Regions from separate parts of the Homo sapiens genome. Here all the other regions are linked to region 3. A link is an interaction called in ENCODE POLR2A ChIA-PET data of the cell type or tissue named here. Cell type or tissue: GM12878. All regions are shown on one strand. Region 1 overlaps ANKRD12 (ankyrin repeat domain 12). Region 2 overlaps ANKRD12 (ankyrin repeat domain 12). Region 3 overlaps ANKRD12 (ankyrin repeat domain 12).

Region 1 (2,500 bases), 130 kb after region 3:
GACTGTTCTTAAACAAAAATTTGTTGAAGAATTTATTTTTTTTTAATTCTTTATTCAACTAGGAAAAACTCATTGTATCCAACGAACAAGAAGTTTTGCGAGTTCATTACAGAGCTGCAAGAACATTGGCAAATCAAACACTGCCATTTAGTGCTTGTACTGTTTTGCTGGATGCCGAAGTATACAATGTACCATTGGACTCTCAGGTAAAATGTTTGTTGATACATTTAGAAGTAATGGTCTGAAAAAATGCAACTTGGCTATTTTTAGAATCTATTTCCATAGAAAGAACTTGAACTCAACAATCATTAAAGGTCAAAGAAGAAAAAAAACTCTTTCAAGCCAGAGTACTTCCAGATCAACTGGTCCTCCATTTTCTAAAGCACTGTAAACATTAGGTTTCTATTATAAAAGCAGATGATCACAAAACACCTGTACATTTAGGATAGTGCCCTTACAGGTACACATAATTTGTTTCTAAAGTGAATGTTTATACCTTTAGTTCTGACCTTCAGGCAGCTAGAAAGCTATTGTACACTGAAAAATAGTGCAGCTAGATGGCACCTCTAGGTTGTGACAGTCCTAAAAACAGAGCGAGTCTTCTGGTTTGACTTTGAATGTTGGTGGAATACATGAACTGTGGAAGACTGGAGAAATATCTTCAATAAAGTTTACTGCCACATATAAATTACATGAACTCAGAACCAGTCATACTAGTTTTCAGAATTTGTTTATGGCTTATAAACCAGAAAAGAAAGAATTTAAAGATTAAAATTTTTATAATAAACAGTGAAGGATTATCACCTGAAAACAGACTAGGAAATGCTGTTCTAAAGGAAATAAGCTAGTAGTACAAAGGATAATAGGGTATATCACAGAAAAATATTTTTAGACTCTTCTGAGCTTTATTTTTCTCATCTATAAAAAAATCAAGATTGAACTAGATAGGTAGGTTTCAAACTTAAGGCACTGAATGGGTGTGGTGGCTCATGCCTGTAATCCCAGCACTTTGGGAGGCCAAAGTGGGCAATCACTTGAGCTCAGGAGTTCAAGACCAGCTTGGGAAACATGGTGAAACCCCGTCTTTACAAAAAATATAAAAATTAACTGGGTGTGGTGGGGCACACATGTAGTCCCAGCTACCAGGGAGGCTGAGGTAGGAGGATCTGTTGAGCCTGGCAGGCCAAGGCTGCAGTGAGCTGGATTGTACCACTGCACTCGAGCCTGGGCAACAGAGTGGGACCCTGTCTCAAAAAAAAACAAAAAAAAAACTTTAAGTCTCCAACTTTTATTTCAAATGAAAGTGTTCAGAGATATCTGAGGATGCTATTAACATGAATAATTGTGTCTCTTCAGAAAGAACTGTGTGACTAAAGAAATAGGCACTGGAGAGGCCACTGAGGGACTTTCTAGAACTTTCATATTTAAAGATGTTTAAAGGGAAGAATGGATGGTTTTTAATAACTGCAATTAACAGTTTAACCATGTTCTTATAGGCTGGACTAAACAGTGGTATCTTGAGATCTTTTTAAGTTTTGAGCAATCAGAGAGAAATGAGTTTTAGAGCAATATAAATTGAGGTTTATAATCGAGCTACAATGAAAAGTCTCTTGATTTCTAGCTCAGAATGGTTGAGTAAATATATACATACCTGTTGATTCCTTCTTTCTCCCAAAACTCATTGAAATGACAAAAGACATAAAAATTTCAAAGCCTGGCATGGTGGCACATGCCTGTAGCCCCAGCTACCCCAGGTGGCTAAGGTGGGAGGATCGATTAAGCCAAGGAGTTCGAGCCTGCAGTGAGGTATGATTGCGCCCGCTGCACTCCAGCCTGGATGACAGAGTGACACCCTGTTTCTTTTTTTTTTTTTTTTTTTTTTTTTAAGCAGAGTCTGGCTCTGTCGCCCAGGCTGGAGTGCAGTGGCACGATCTCGGCTCACTGCAAGCTCTGCCTCCCTGGTTCATGCCATTCTCCTGCCTCAGCCTCCCGAGTAGCTGGGACTACAGGCGCCCGCCACCACACCCGGCTAATTTTTTGTATTTTTAGTAGAGACGGGGTTTCACCATGTTAGCCAGGATGGTCTCGATCTCCTGACCTCGTGATCCACCCGCCTCGGCCTCCCAAAGTGCTAGGATTACAGGCGTGAGCCACCGCGCCCGGCCGACACCCTGTTTCTTAAAAGTAAAGTAATTAATTAAATTCATTAAAAATAAAAACAAATTCATAGCAGAGCTGGAAATTGAGGTGGGAAACTGTTAGACAAAAACATTAAGAAATTTCTGATAAGATTTAAAATAGATGAAAACATATTGGTAATCAAATACAGCAGAGTTGAGGAATGCCCAGTATCATACAGGTTAAAAAGAGAATTTAAAAAATAAATGCGTTTTCCTAGAACAGTATAAATTTTCAGTTATAAAGGGATTTTGATAACTTGAGTAATTCATTTTCCCTGCCCCAGATTTTCTTAATGATCCAGACCACCTGACTTTAGATT
Region 2 (2,500 bases), 83 kb after region 3:
TAATTTGTAATTCTTTGTACTTCTTTGTGGTAATGCTTTGGTAGAATTCTGCAGTGAGTCCATCTGGTCCCCAGCTTTTCTTTGTTAGGAGACTTTTTATTACTGAATTGGTCTATTCAGATTTTCTGTTACTTTCTGGTTTGATTTTGGCAGGTTGTATATTTCCAGGACTGTATCCATTCCCTCTAGGTTTTTCAGTTTGTTGCATATAGTTCATAATAGTCTCTGGTGATTTTCGGTATTTCTGTGATATCAGTTGTAATGTCCCCTTTTTTATTTCTGATTTTGTTTGGATCTCCTTTCTTCTTAGTTAGTCTAGTTAGCAGTTTATCTTTTCAGAGAACTGATTTTTCATTCCATAGATCCTTTGCATTTTTTTAAGTCTCTGTATTTTGTTTAGTTCTGCTGTGATCTTTATTATTTCTTCTGCTAGCATGAGGTTTAGTTTGTTTTTGCTTTTTTTAGTACCTTGAGGTGTGTATCACTATAGTGTTTATTTAAAATATTTATTTGTGTTTATTGCTATAAACCTCTTTTTTAGCATTGCTTTTGCTGTGTCCCCAGGTTTTGGTATGTTGTGTTTCTACTTTCTTCTTTTTTTTTTTTTTCTTCTTTGAGACAGAGTCTAGCTCTGTTGCCCAGGCTTGAGTGCAGTGGCACGATCTCGGCTTATTGCAACCTTTGCCTCCCAGGCTCAAGAGATTCTCCTGCCTCAGCCTCCCGAGCAGCTGGGACTACAGATGCGTGCCATCACACCTGGATAATTTTTGTATTTTTTTTTTTTTTAGTAGAGATGGGGTTTCACCATGTTGGCCAGACTGGTCTTGAACTCCTGACCTCAAGTGATCTGCCCGCTTCGGCCTCCCAAAGTGCTAGGATTACAGGCGTAAGCCACCATGCCTGGCCTCCACTTTCATTTGTTTCAAGAATTTTTTTTATTTCCATCTAATTTCTTCATTGATCTAGTGGTCGTTCATGAGCATATTGTTTAATTTTTGTGTATTTGTATAGTGTTCAAAGTTCCTTTTGGTATTGATTTCTAGTTTCATCCCATTGTGGAATACACTGTGATTTCAAGTTTTAAAAATTTGTTGAGACTAGTTTTGTGGCCTAACATGGTCAGTCACATGTTCCATGTGCTGATGAGAAGAATGTGTATTCTGCAGTTGTTGGATAAAATGTTCTGAAAGTGTCTGTTAGGTCCTTTGGTCTGAAGTCCAGTATAAGTCCAGTGTTTCTTTATTTTCTATCTAGATGATCTGTCTAATGCTGACAGTGATGTGTTGAAGTCCCCCGTTACTATTGTATTGGAGTCTTCCTTTGTATCTAGGAGTATTTGCTTTGTAAATCTGGGTACTGCAGTGTTGGGTTCATATATTATTTTGAATTGTTATATTCTCTTGCTGTAATGATCTCTTTATCATTATATGATTACCTTTTTTGTCTTTTTTTAAACTTTTTTTGACTTAAAGATATTTTATCCGTGCCGGGCGCGGTGGCTCGAGCCTGTAATCCCAGCACTTTGGGAGGCCGAGGTGGGTGGATCATGAGGTCAGGAGATCAAAACCATCCTTGCTAACAGTGAAACTGTGTTTCTACTAAAAATACAAAAAATTAGCCAGGCATGGTGGCAGGCGCCTGTAGTCCCAGCTACTCGGGAGGCTGAGGCAGGAGGATAGCATGAACCTGGGAGGCGGAGGTTGCAGGGGGCTGAGATCATGCCACTGCACTCCAACCTGGGCAACAGAGCAAGACTCTGTCTCAAAAAAAAAAAAAAAAAAAGATATTTTATCCGATATAATTATTATAGCTACTCTTGCTTGCTTTTGGTTTCCATTTGTGTGGAATATCTTTTATTTTCAATCTGTATGTGTCCTCACAGGTAAAATACATTTCTTATAGGCAACATATAGTTGGATCATGTTTTTTTACCCATTCAGCTAGTCTGTGTCTATTAAGTGGAGAATTTAACCCATTTATATTCAATTTTATTGATATGTGAAGATTTGTTTCTGTTGTATTGTTGTTTTCAGGTTATTTTGTGTATTATTCTTTGTTCCTTTTTGTCTTGGTTGTCCTTGTTGTGTGCTGATTTTCTGTGGTACTACCATTTGATTATTTTCTCTTTCTCATTTGTGTATTTGCTTTACCAGTGAGTTTTATATTTTCAGGTGTTTTCATGGTAGTAACTATTGTTCTTTCACTGCCAGGTTTAGGACTCCCTTGAGCATTTCTGTTAAGGCAGGTCTAGTGGTGATGAATTCTCAGTATTTGCTTGTCTGGGAAAGATTCTATTTCTTCTTCGTTTATGAAGGATAATTTTGTTGGATGTAGTATCTTTGGGTGACATTTTCTTTCTTTCAGCACTTATTTTCCTATTATATCCTGGCCTATAAGGTTTCTGCTGAGAAGTCTGCTGTTAGTCTGATGGTGGTGGGGGGAGGCCTCTCTGTAGGTGACTGGATACTTTTCTCTTAGTGTTTTAGAATTTTCTCTCTGT
Region 3 (2,500 bases):
TGTTTTCCTTTGAATGCCCTGGAATATACAGTTGTTCTGAAATCTAGTGTATATTATAAGAGGTAGGTTTGTGTTGGAGAGTGAGCAGGATAAAGAAAAACGTAGCAGTTCAAGACTAAAAGGCCTAAACAATTCAGTCCTGGTATAGTCATGGAAGTGACAATTTTAATCTGTAATTTGAGCAGTGTTATTACCCGTCATATTATTGGATCAGGGTGGAAATGATGTTGTATGTAAGTTAGAAATACTTTATTTATTACTTGGATTGCTGTCTTGTAGGGACACAACTTGCAGCTCTCCACAACTGCATCAAGAATTTGGACGTAGTTTTTTTTTAGGATCTCAGGCTTATATTGCAGAAGCAGTGATTATTGTAAACTATTCTGGTTTCTTAATGACCTATCCCAATCTCACTTATCTTATGTACCACTGTTAAAACTATATCGATTATTTAAGTAGTTAAAAATCCTTTCATTTAAGGCTAAAGTACGTGCCTGTCATTTTTATAGAAAGCAGTAAAAGTGAGATAGGGCACTTTTGGGGGTTAAGCTGTGAGCAATACTTAAGATTAGCACCAGCCTTATTTATAATTGTTATAATATGTTGCAAAGATTGGCTGCAATAGCCTATCTTTTGTGGGGGGCTGCAGAGGGGGCAAAAATAAAATACAAAAAAATTTATTTAGAATATTTTAGATAATTTAAAAGGTACAAAAAATAGCATGATGAACTTTCCTTTTTCTCTAGACCTATTTAAATCCTTTTATTTATTCATTGTTCATCTCAACTGTGACCTATTCAGTGAAGCCTGACCTCTTCCATCTTAAGTCTGTTGCACATCGTATATAGTAGTGAGAGCAGTGTGACTAGAGGAGTTGAAAATAAGATTTATGTATGTAGTAGAAATGTACCTAGAAATCTAGTGAAAGCTAAACTTCAACATTTCACTGTATGCAGAACAAAACTAATAAAGTATAGATTTGAGAGGAACCAAACAAAATAATTATTTTAGGAAGATCAGTTGTGTGGAGCAATAGGTCTAAAAGGAAGTGGTGAATTGCCAACTCATTTTGATTGGCTTTTTCACTGTACTTACTCTGTGAAATTTTACTTGGCCTTCAAACAGTTTACCATTTTGCTAGAAGAGAAAGGAGATGGCAGAATTCTTAATTATGAATTTTTCTAGTTTTCAGGGTTTTAGAATCCTTTTAGAACCTGTAAACTTTTTCCCTATTGACAGTGAAGTGAATACAGTGGCTATTAGATTCTACTTTTCAACATTGGTAGTATTTTCTGCTCCCAGTGCCAGAAATGCAAGTAAAGCTGGCTAACCATTTTCTCTGAGCTGTTGCAGCCCTCTACTGGTTTATGGAAGTTGCAGCAATTTAGAACCTGTTAGGGCCAGAAGGTCAGTAAACTCAGCAACTCATTTAAAAAATCTCAGACCTTTAGAAGTCATCTGTGCCAACCCTCTCAATTGCAGATGAATATTTTATATACCTACCTTAACAATTCTGGAGGGAGGGAAAAATATATATATATACACACACACGTATGTATGTATGTATAAGATACCCTAGGCAAATAGATAATTGTAAATATAACTGCCCATATTTATTTACAAACTCTAAATGTATTGTTAGAATGTGATCCTTTACAATCAGATGTTTCATGTTGTCAAAAACATCTCTTTAAAGTCTTGTAAATATTTAATGAAGTAATGAAAATTTTATTTTTTAAAAATTTGAGGTGTTTATTTATTACTATTAGAAGATAAATACAACAGATAAATGCTAATTGCTTAAATTATTTCCAAAGCAATTTTACTTATTTATTGCTGGAGCCAGAACTTAGGTTTCATTCTAGGCTTCTTGTTCTTGTTTACTCTTCCACCCCTGTCCCCTGTGATCCTCCCCCCGCCACAATCTGGTCATTGTGCTTTAAGTGGTCTCCTTGTGTCTTAGGTAATTCCTCTTAAGTCCATCTTCCAGAGTTTCACCAAGGGCACCTTTCTGAACACACTACTCGAATTATGTCACTACTTTTTTAGAAGCCTTTTTTGTTACCATAAAGAACAGACTACACAATGACAAGGGGCTTCATGATGAGATCCCTTCCTGCTTCAGCCTCATTTTCTGTCCCACTCTGCTTCAGTTTTTTGCTGTTCCTTCATTGTGGTCTGCTTTTGTGTGTGGGCATGTGTGTACACCTGTGCATATGCTTATCCTCCTCCCACACCAGCCCCATCTATATCTACCTGCCTCAGAGTCATCCTCAACACTCTATTTTAGTGTTCCCTCTTCTTGAAATTCCCTACCCCTACCTCCGTACGCATGCACCCAAATTGGGTGCTTGCTTACATAGCATTTATTATTCTGCATGGTAACTAAATTGTCTTTTTTCTGTTAAAAACTGTCAGTTCCCTTCAGGCTAGGATTGTGTTTTGTTCATCTTAGTTCCATTATGTGACATGTAAGTGTTTAATAAATGCTAAGTGATAG

Evidence for each region. Peaks named below come from ENCODE experiments on the same cell type or tissue, not always from the same donor. Only the 100,000 strongest peaks of a DNase experiment are listed, where the experiment ranks them.
Region 1: POLR2A ChIA-PET joins it to region 3 with 8 read pairs; 4 of 35 experiments call an interaction of 5 or more read pairs at or near these places.
Region 2: POLR2A ChIA-PET joins it to region 3 with 7 read pairs; 3 of 35 experiments call an interaction of 5 or more read pairs at or near these places.

Annotation. Positions count from the first base shown.
Region 1 is chr18:9,275,462-9,277,961 of GRCh38, forward strand. It overlaps ANKRD12 (ankyrin repeat domain 12), which reads left to right. Exons shown (of 13, transcript NM_015208.5): 11 at 63-206. Among named protein-coding and RNA genes, the nearest start is that of TWSG1-DT, 58 kb to the right of the region's middle. In GM12878, no CTCF peak of the experiment used is centred here; no DNase peak of the experiment used is centred here.
Region 2 is chr18:9,230,062-9,232,561 of GRCh38, forward strand. All of the region lies in intron 8 of ANKRD12 (ankyrin repeat domain 12), which reads left to right. Among named protein-coding and RNA genes, the nearest start is that of ANKRD12, 95 kb to the left of the region's middle. In GM12878, no CTCF peak of the experiment used is centred here; no DNase peak of the experiment used is centred here.
Region 3 is chr18:9,146,783-9,149,282 of GRCh38, forward strand. All of the region lies in intron 1 of ANKRD12 (ankyrin repeat domain 12), which reads left to right. Among named protein-coding and RNA genes, the nearest start is that of ANKRD12, 11 kb to the left of the region's middle. In GM12878, a CTCF peak has its summit at 1,369 (motif pointing left); a DNase peak (open chromatin) is centred at 1,319; H3K4me3 peaks cover 501 bases; H3K27ac peaks cover 2,074 bases.